2 separate regions of the Homo sapiens genome follow, and region 1 is linked to region 2. Evidence: chromatin loops called from intact Hi-C (ENCODE). Cell type or tissue: A673. All regions are shown on one strand. Each heading gives the region's core, and the rest is flanking DNA. Links, peaks and the distances in the headings are about the cores only.

The links. Hi-C counts contacts between places; a loop is a spot of excess contacts. Peaks named below come from ENCODE experiments on the same cell type or tissue, not always from the same donor. Only the 100,000 strongest peaks of a DNase experiment are listed, where the experiment ranks them.
Region 1: a loop joins it to region 2, with 3 times the contacts of the local background. A loop is called at or near these places in 15 of 110 quality-filtered maps.

The regions. Positions count from the first base shown.
Region 1 is chr2:199,604,501-199,609,889 of GRCh38, forward strand. LINC01877 (long intergenic non-protein coding RNA 1877) reads left to right here and starts at 3,568. Exons shown (of 7, transcript NR_110270.1): 1 at 3,568-3,627. In A673, for the core only: CTCF peaks have their summits at 2,056 (motif pointing left) and 2,255; no DNase peak of the experiment used is centred there.
Region 2 is chr2:198,307,132-198,312,520 of GRCh38, forward strand. The region is part of intron 2 of LINC01923 (long intergenic non-protein coding RNA 1923); the gene reads right to left. Among named protein-coding and RNA genes, the nearest start is that of LINC01923, 65 kb to the right of the region's middle. RefSeq lists a silencer at 2,574-2,868. In A673, for the core only: a CTCF peak has its summit at 2,735 (motif pointing right); a DNase peak (open chromatin) is centred at 2,740.

The DNA.
Region 1 (5,389 bases), core at 172-5,171, 1.3 Mb after region 2:
GCAAACTTTAATACATTCAAATAAACACTAAATTGTAACACCTCTGAAAGCATTAATCACTCCCCTTGGTGTGTCAAGAACTTGGTGTAATTAGAGACCTCCTCTGACTCCCCTCAAACTCCTCACTCTCACCCATCCCCACCCACCCCTCCTCACCCTCTAGACGCCAAGTGCATTGCCTGCCTCAGTGCAACTGACAAATACATGCATTGAACCAAAATTCCTGCAAACTCAGCTGACAAGAAGACTGTGAAAATATAAATCTCTATTTTACATATTTTTATTGGTAGTAATAATAGAAACAATGTTTATATTTTTAAAAAATCCAAACCCATGGGATAAAAGTAACAAGTCTACAGCTACCCAATGAAACACACACACACACACTTGAAACTTCTGTGTTCTAAAAATGTAACAGATTCAAATCAGACTTATGACACCAAGTTCCATGGAACAAACTAGTCCCCACAGTAAAATTAGAAAACCTGAACAAGAAAATCAACATTAAAGACATAATCATAAATGTTTACTTTAGGAAGGACAATGAAGTAATCATACAAATAAGAGATTTTAAAAATGGAAAAGTCCTTAATGGAAGTTTCATTTACTTTATTTAAATCCAAGTGAATTTCATTTTAATTCATTTCAATTATTTATTAGTTTATTACATTATGGGAAACTGAGGCACAGGGAATTCAGCAACTTGCTGGAAGCCCATAGCTGGCTGGTTAATTAATGGCAGGTCAAAGATTAGAATTTAATTGTACATCTGTGAATTCTGCCTTTGCTGCCTTTCTCCAGCAGCACTGATTAGAATAGTAATCATTTATGACAATTTTATAGGATGGAAATCGAGGCAAATACAGGTAAAAATCACTAAGCAAATTGATAGCAGAAGGAGTGAGAGGAGTCTGAAGGGCTAAACTGTTCCACAAAAAACAATATTTCTTATTTTTAGAAGTGATTTTCTTAAACCATTTAAATTCTCAGAACATTATGGGTAGACCGAAAATATGCAGATAAACATATTAAAATATTTTAAAACTATTTCCTCCTTTACTTACTTTCCAAGACCTGCACTCAGATCTGTGCTTCCCTTGAAAGAATTCCAGAGCTTTCTCTTCCAGTCTGTAGGACTAGGCCTCCAACAGGGCCCTGGGATTACAAATTGAAGACTCAACAGAGAGCATAAGAATCCAGGATCTGAAGGCGCTCAGTGGAACACCTTGACGCTCAACTTAAAGTCTTCGAGATTTGGCCTCAGAAAGAAAAAGAAGCAAGTCCAGATGCCTTCAGGACCATACTTTCTCCAAAAACACGCTAAGTTTATTAATTTTCAGGGCTGTTAATTTGACACTTGCTTTCTTAGAGTTTACCTAAAAATAGAGTGTGGGGGGAGGGGCAGGAAGAGGGGCAGGAAGACAAAACCGAAAACTAAAATGTTAAGGATTTTGACTCGGATGGCAAAAATCATGTCATTTATAACATTTCAGTCAACGGTCTTACTGCATGCCACATCTTCATAGAAATCCTATTATCAAAGCCACCAGACACTATATTTGCTTCCTAATTATAGACCCTGAGCTAACAGTTGCTTTTTCTTCCCTATAATAACAACAACACTTTGTATTTATCTAGCGCCTTTCTTCCAACAAGCTCAAAATGCTTTGCAGACATTAACTCATGAATCCCGGCTTCTGGTGAATGGGATCGGTGGTGCCTTTTAGTCTCTATGTTTTGTAGTTGGAGAAAACAAGCAACTGAGCAAGCAGCCAAAGACACAGAGAGGAACATGTTGAGGAGTTCAGCTCTAGGGCCTTGGAGTTGATAACAAAATGCTTCCTCTGTGTTTGCTTCTACTTAGCCTCCTCTGGACTTAAACAAAGGAGAATTCTTGGGTCTGATGAAGGTTCCATTTTGGACATTTTTCTCTCTACCTTTGCTTCCTCATCAGGATTTGCAAACATCTTTGCACAGTTGTTTAACTACTAATTCTAATCCTGAGCTTAGCCATAAGGATTTTAATCACATCCATGATCCTTTCCCCACAAGCACCCCCTTGTGGGTGCTTAGGGCGCCAAAACAATGAAACAAAAGACAGGCCTTCACCAAGGAGGTTAGGGGTTGCCTTTTAGACAAATTTAGTTGGTGGCTTGGGATTTTTATACCTTACACTGTTATTGAAAGTTTCCAAATGGATTTTCTCGGTGGTCTCCTTTAAAATTAAACTAAAAATAAAATATAGGACTGTAAAATCTTGGCGTTAGAAAAATCTTGGAGGCCGTCTAGAATTCCTTCTCCGATACTGCTGACATACCATCATTCAGCTGTTGCCTGAACATTTCCAGTTCTCAAGAAATTCAAACAATAGCCCATGTATTTGTTTAATAACTCTCATTGATAGAAATGTCTTCATTATATAAAACTGAAGTCATCTGCCTTTCTAATGCCATTTCATTCATGCTAGTTCTGCCCTCAGAAGAACTCAGCTAATATCAAACACTTCCACAGTCACTTTGCAAAAATTTAAGGAAACTAATATTCCCTTTAAGTTTTCTCTTCTCTAAGGTAAATACTCTCAGTTTTTAATGGTTCTTCACATGAATATTTTCCAGAACCTCCCTCCTCCTACATGCCATTCTCTGATTGAGCTTCAGCTGTCAGTGTCCCTGAAACCTAGTTTTGTTCTGGCCAGCACAAATGATTGTGGAACCATATTCTCCATTATCTCGTCCTTTGTTTAGAAATGTAACTTAGGGTTTCATAAAATTTTGCTAGCCAGAACACACTTCTGGCCACTATTCAGTTGTAATACAACAAAACCCCTGGGTATTTTTCATCCTAACTGAGTGTAAGGTAGGTGCTATGGTTTGATTATTTCCAACCAAAACTCATGTTGAAACTTAATCCCCGATGTGGCAATATTGAGAGGTGGGACCTTTAAGTGATTGGATCATGAGGGCTCTGTGCTCATGAATGGATTAATCCATTCATGGGTTGATGGATTAATGGGTTAATGGATTAATGGTTTATCATGGAAGTAGGGTTGCTGGCTTTCTAAGAAAGGAAGAGACCTGAGCAAGCATCTTAGCACACTCGGCCCCCTTGCCATGTGATACACCTCAGGACTCTGTACAGAGCCCCCGCTAGCAAGAAGGTTTTCACCAGATGGGCCCCCTCAACCTTGGATTTCCCAGCCTCCAGAACTGTAAGAAATACATTTTGTTTCTTATAAATTACTCAGTTTCAGCTGTTCCATTACAAGCAATTAAAAAGACTAAGACAGCAGGCCTCCTTCATTTTATTCTTGCACAGTTAAGTTTTGAATCATTGGTCCCCATTAAAATAGTTTCATTAGTTTCAGATATAGCATATTGAAATCTTTCTAAATTTGTATTTTCTATTAATTTTATTTTGCCATGATACCCTCTGCATATTTGAATCCTGAATAATTTGAAAAGCCTTTTTCCGTGTTTTCAGTTGTTCACTAATTTACAAAAGATCCACTATGTATCTGGTGTTTTTCTAGGAAAGAGGAATACAAAAATGAATAAGATCTTTGTCTTCAAAGCATTCGCCATCTAGAGAGACACAGAGATGAGGAGCCCAAGAGATGAAACTGGAGAGGTAGGTGGGATCAGCTGGTTTGACTGCCGTTACTTACCCCATTAAGGAGATTAAACTAGGGGACTTTCAAGCAAGGGGAATAACCTGATCAGCTGTTTATGTTAGCAGAACATCTCCAGCAGCAGCTGGGATGATGAAGCATCTTCTCTTGGCAAAGAAGAACACCAAAATCAGAGAGGCCAGTTAGGAGGCTACTGCAATATTTCAGGTAAGAGTTAATAAGGACTGAAGTACAGCAAGGACAATAGGAGTGAAGAGGAGACAGAATTCAGAATTTTTCAGAGGTGGAATAAGTAAGACTATATGACCAATTAAATATAAAGAGCGAATAAGTATGAGCTGAGAGGAGTGAAAAAAAACAAACAAAAATTATATAAAGAGTAAGGAAGAGAACAGGGTACTCTGGGGATTTCATCTTCGATAAATGGTGTTAGTCATAGAGGGTAGAAAACTTGAGAGAAAAGAAATTACTCTAAGGAAGGACATCTGGAATTGAAAGCTATTAGTTTGCAATTTTCTCGAATATTTCTCAGTAGACAGAATCATAAGAAAATGGAAGGTTGAATTATTCCAAAGGGGAAATATTTCTAGATTGAGAGCAACAGAAAAACTGAGGCGTATGCTGGAGTGTGTGTGAATGCCACCCCAGTCACTAGATGCAGCTGAGGAGGCTGGTACATTGTGGGAGCAATGAAGGGCTGAAGCATTGGAAATAGGAAAGCAGGTTTGGTGGGAATTCAGGAATGGAAAAGGCCAGAGCATAGGAGATTGTGCTAGCCACCTAGATCAATGAAGAAAATGTTGAATTGAAGCTCCCAACAGCACATTCTCAAGAACATCTTTTCCAGGTTAACCTCAATTTATTAATTGACACCAGTTCTGATTACACTTCACAATCATCAGGGTAACATTTCCTCATCTTGTCCACAAGATAACCAATCATGTGAGCCTTTATCAAACACCTTACTCATAACTACTCATTATGTCAAGAATATTCTACTCAATAACCTGATTTATTTTTTTTTAATTTTACTTAATCTTATTTTATTTGAAGTTCCAGGGTACATGGGCAGGATGTGCAGGTTTGTTACATAGGTAAACATGTCCCATGGTGGTTTGCTGCACCTATCAACCCATCACCTAGGTATTAAGCCCCACATGGATTAGCTATTTATCCTGATGCTCTCCCTCCCCCAAACCCCACCCCCAGTAACCCAATTTAAAAGTGAAAGGTTCTTTGTGATCCTATGTTAGTACCTAGTAATTACTGCATTTTTTTCTTTTCTTTTCTTTCTTTCTTCTTCTTCTTCTTTTTTTTTTTTTTTTTTTTTTTTTTTTTTTTTTTTTTGAGGCAAAGTCTCACTCTGTTACCCAGGCTGCTGGAGTGCAGTGGTGTGATTTCAGATCACTGCTGCCCCCACCTTTTGGATTCAAGCAATTATCCTGCCTCAGCCTCCCAAGCAGCTGGGACTACAGGTACACCATCACGACCAGCTAATTTTTTTGTTTGTTTAGTAGAGATTTCACCATGTTGGCCAGGCTGGTCTTGAATTCCTCAAGTGATCTGCCTGCCTCGGGCCTCTCAAAGTGCTGGGATTACAGGCATGAACCATTGTGCCTGGCCTCACTGCACTTTTTTCTAGTATTTGTCTCTTTGATTATCCATTCTTGAAACTAGGAAGCAATTAACAATCAAATTTATCATTCTACATTTTTCCCTTTTCCGAAAATCAGGAAAACATTTTTCCAGCTCCATTACCCA
Region 2 (5,389 bases), core at 221-5,220:
CTGGGCCATGTGCTTGGTAGGCAAAGATGAATCAACTAGGGGCTGATTATTATCACAGGATGCAATGCAAAGCAGCCTCCTGGAAGAGGCAGTGGTGAATTCTGCTGTGAGGGGTTGGCTGGGAAGGCTTTCAGACGCAGCAATGCTTGTACTGGATTTGCATGAGAAGGAGAAGAGAAGACAAGAGGAGACCATTCCAAGAAGCGGTAGCCACTTCTGTAAAGGCGTGTAGTAGTACACAATGGGGGTGTGGTTGAGGAAATACAAGTAATTATGTTTTAAAAGAATGACAGTGACAAAGGGGAGGCATAGTGACAGCCACCCAAAGGTTTAAGGGAGTGATGTGATTTGATTCCTCTGGCGAGAAGGTGGTGGTTGCACTGGGGAGAAGGGTGTGGGGAGGACTGGAATAAGGCTGACCAGAGAGGACACTGTCATAGGCAAAGGAGGTCACAGGCTAGAGAGTGACAGTAGAGAGGGGAGGAGGGGCAGATTCAGTGTAATGAGGGGTGCATGACCCACCTGGTACCTTGCAGTGAGGTTAGGGTGAGGCAAGCTCCTGCGGAATTAGAAAATCTCAGGCCATAGTTTCATTCAGGCCTGGAGAAGGTTGTAACATCTTAATCCTCAACTAATTCCCGCTTTGCCAGAACGCTATAACCTATTTATAAAAGTACCCTTGTCAAGGATACTTTTGACCTTGTTCTATGAGAAATACACACATGCATCCATATATATGCATACAGAGTATGTGTAAGATATATATATAAATATAAATATATATAATATTTATAAAACATATGGATTACGTATGCCAGGGTTCTCCAGAGAAACAAAGCCAAAAGGATGTGTGTGTGAGTGTGTGTGTTGTGTATGTGTGTGGAGAGAAAGAGAGTGTGTGTAAGAAATATTTATTATAAGGAATTGGCTCATGCCGTTATGAATATTGGCATTTTCAAAATCTGCTGTAGAATTCAGGCCTTCAACTGATTAAATAAGACTCGGCCACATTATGGAGGTTAATCTGCTTCATTCAAAGTTTATTTAAAAAAAAAAACCTTTGCAGCTACATTTAGACTAATGTTTGACCAAACAAATGGGCACTGTGGCCTAACCAGGTTGATACAAAATCACAGACACTTTGCTTTACCTTCTTCCCATGTTCCCCCACAAAAAGGTGAATTCTGGCTTTGTGTTTGTAATTTTGTACTTATCTGCAACTTTAGACTAATTCTCAGAGTCTGAAAGAATAAAGATGTTTTCTAAGAATAAAAGCATTATTTGTATATTTGCTTCTAACCCTATATTAAATATCTAAACTGCATTAATTCATTAAATGCATCTTTTTACTCATACCCTTTTCTTTAAGTATTTCTTATGTGCTATCCCATTAACAATGGATACAGTAAGAATTATCCCTGTTTTGCTGGTGATGATCTGTCCAAGGTCCCTGGCTGGTGCACACTTTGCTGTCAAACGTTCTTGTTCTACCTCACAGCAGCTTTTGCTGATTCCAGCGTAAAGTTGCTTCTGTTTGTTCTCAACAGTTGTCCATCTCGCTGATGACTTATGAGGTATTTATTTTGCCTTGCATCTTTTGGAAACTTCTGAAATAGTCCTTATTTGTCAGTTTGCCAGTCCCTTGCCTACGGAGTAAATTTTAATGAATTTACTTGGGGAATTTAATGATGCCTTTATTTTTAAATTTTTTAATTTTTCTTGAGACACAGGGTCTCACTCTGTTGCCCAGGTTGGAGTGCAGTGGCACAATCATGACTCACTGCAGCCTTGACCTGGGCTCAAGCCATCCTCCCACCTTAGCCTCCCAAAGTGCTGTATTACAGGCATGAGCCACCACGCCTGGCCCTAATTATGCCTTCAGGAGAAATAAAGCCCATGCCCCAGATGAACATGGTTATTTATCTGAATACAGTATAAATGTAAATTGGGTGGTTAGATTTTGATGAATGGTATTTGAACTAAATGTTAGTAATGAGAAATAGGGATAGGCCCAGATGATTTGTGATATAGATGCCAATTCATATTTTATGATATCTATACAAAACAAGGAAATAACCAAGGTGGATGCCTTATTAGATCAGAATTGGGGAAATTAACTTTAACACGCAATGTGACCTTTGTACTGTAATCACCAATGTACTAAGCTAATCTGCATGAAGTCATGTTTTGGGAATTTGCTTATATTTATTCATCTTTTTGGTGGAAATAGCAATGATGGTATTAACAATTGGTATCTCAAACAAAACTGTACAGATATAGTCATGGCAGAGAACATGCTTTATGGTTTGATTTGTAAAAATGTTTTACATAATATTTTTCAGTGGAAATCTGAGTTAAAAATTAATTTTTAAAGGATACCTAAGGGACCTACATTTTAGAACTAAAATGCTGAAGGATCAACAAATAAATATGAATACCTATTAACTATAAAAGCAAGAGAAAAAACTTTTCTCTATAATAATCTACAGAAAAAAGCTCAAATATTCAGGAAGTCAAATGGGTATAGAAATGTTTACTTAAAATTTGAAACCTTATAATATATATTTTAACCAAATAGTATTTTTACAATTGGTATAATTTATGTAGACAAAGGAGAGATTGATTTCTATCGAGTGCTCGCTTGCATTTTTGAGGGATTGAATTAGAGATGCCGTGGGGTGAATGGCTCGCAAATTCCACGAAAAAAACCTATCCCAAAATGGACACAAGAGGGCGCCAAAGATGCAGTAGCTGATGGAGATTTAATGGACGAATACTCTGGCACTTACAAATGAAGCCATGTTTATTTTATTCTGGGTAATATATTATGCACCTGCTTGTTTTATTTTTTAGACTGATTCGTGTCAAATGACTTTCCAGAAATATGACATGTGTACTGGATCCAGGCAGAACTAATCTTTCAATGTAGAAGTAGTACTATTTTGTACAAACTATATTCCATGATATAATGAAGTTTTACTTTATTGTACTCACTCTAAAGAGAATTAAGAGAATGTAACAAGATGGCACATACTTTTTCAAGCATTTTGTCTCTGTAACTCACTAGGAAACAGTTTTTGATTATGGGATATTTACCACACACACACACACACACACACACACACACATACCCATACATACAAATTCCTTTGTTACAGGAAAAGAGTAGTGAGTTTTTGTCTAGAGGATTCAGGGACTAATTTAGGGCTGAGACTTCCAGAAAAAAGAGGACACAAAATGATAACTGAAGGAACTAGAGTTTGCCGTGCATGAGGAAGAACTAAGTCATTTTGGTCCTATAAATGTTTGGCTTATATGTTATTTTGCTAGGGCTGCTATAAAGAAATACTTTTGTCATCACAAAATAAGCCAAAATGGGTGGCTTAAACAATGCTATTTAAATAAATAGCATTTATCTTCCCACAGTTCTGGAGGCCAGAAGTGCAAGATCAAGGTGTCAGCAAGATTGGTTTCTCTTGAGGCCGCTCTCCGTGGCTTGTAGATGCCCATCTTCTTATGATACCCTCACGTGGTCTTTTCTCAGTGCGCACGGAATCCTGGCATGTCTTCACATGTCCAAATTTCCTCCTCTTATGAGGACACCAGGGAGATTGAATAAGGGCCTACCCTAAAGGCCTTATTTTAACTTAAACACTTCTTTAAAGGCTCTAACTCAGTGGTCTCCAACCTTTTTGGCACCAGGGACTGGTTCTGTGGCAGAAAATTTTTCCACAAATGGGTGGGGTGGGAGGGGATGGTTTGGGGATGATTCAAGCATATTACATTTATTGTGCACTTTATTTCTATTATTACATTGTAATATATAAAGAAATAATTATACAACTCACCATAACATAGAATCAGTGGGAGCCCTGAGCTTGTTTTCCTGCAAGTAGATGGTCCCATCTGGGGGGTGATGGGAGACAGTGACAGATCATCAGTCATTAGATTCTCAAAAGGAGCACACAACCTGGATCCCTCACATGCGCAGTTCACAATAGGGTTGGCACTCCTCTGAGAATCTAATGCTGCTGCTGATCTGACAGGAGGAGGAGCTCAGGCGGTAATGCAAACAATGGGGAGCCGCTGTAAATACAGATGACACTTTGCTAGCTGCTCACCTCCTGTTGTGCAGCTCGGTTCCTAACTGGCCACACACTGGTACTGGTCTGTGGTAGGGAGGGGTGGGAAGTGGTTTAGGGACCCCTGCTTTATCTCCACATATGGTCTTATTCTTAGATAATGAAGGTTAGCGCTTCAACAGATACATTTTGGGGAGACACAGTCCAATCCATAACATCTTGGTTCCTTGCTTGTGTAAGTTTAGAATGGTGGAGGGCAATGGGCTCTCTCTCTTTCTGAGTTTACTGACCAGCTTTCAGTGAAACAAGCTCTGTGCCCTGCACACATCAGGTACTCAATATACATTTGTTGAGTGGGTGAATTTCTGCCTGGAAAAGTGACACATTTTACTTTGCTTAGCCTTGCCTGATATCTTCAGCTGCCTGACAGGTAATAATTAACTGTTGAAAGAAAGGCATAAATACTTCCTTTTAAACATTGACATTATGTCCATCTGGTGAAAGAAAAGGATAGAAGCAAATAAAGAGAGTTCAGGAAATGCTAAAATTTCTTTGAAATAATTTCATTGAAAATTAACAAGTTGATTATTGTGAAAACAGATTCCAATTTACACATAATGGCCAATCATCTAGTTTTCCTGGCCTCTGATGAAACCCTTCCTACCTAGAGTGATCTGCTTTTTACCCCACCATAATGGTTATGGAGGGCTTCTTAGGTTAATTTGCCTTTCAGACTTCAACCGCTTAAAGATAATACATTTAACTCAATTATAAGCTGTCGCCCTGTTCACAGTGCAATTTCTTCTGCCCTGGCATCCCTGCCCCAACACTTCTGCTGCTGTGCCCACCCCTCACTTAGGCTGCAATAACTGAGTTCTTTGCAATCGGACAACTTGTACGGGGTCTGCAAAACTCTAGCACAGAGGCCGGCAGGGGCAGTTAAAAATCAGAGTCTCCCATTTTCAGAATTGCTCTATTTCAGGATGAATTTCTGGCCACAAGAAGACAAAGTGAGGTCTCCTGGGTTGACCAGCTGAAAGTGGGTCAGAAGGCTGGGCTCATGGGAGAGCTTCCACCTACACTGCCTTACAGGGGCCACTGGACACCAGGCACACGCTCACTTGTCTAGGCTCCAAGGGCCCGGCTTAAGGGACAGGAAGAAGTGAGGGACCCTAAACTTTGTCTTCACTTGCTATAATGTTCCCTCCCTTGAAGCATGTTTCTGTTTTTCCAAACAACTGGTTAATTATTGATTGATTTTCTAAATCTCACCCTCTTTAATTGGGAGCTGTGGGCTAAAATATAAG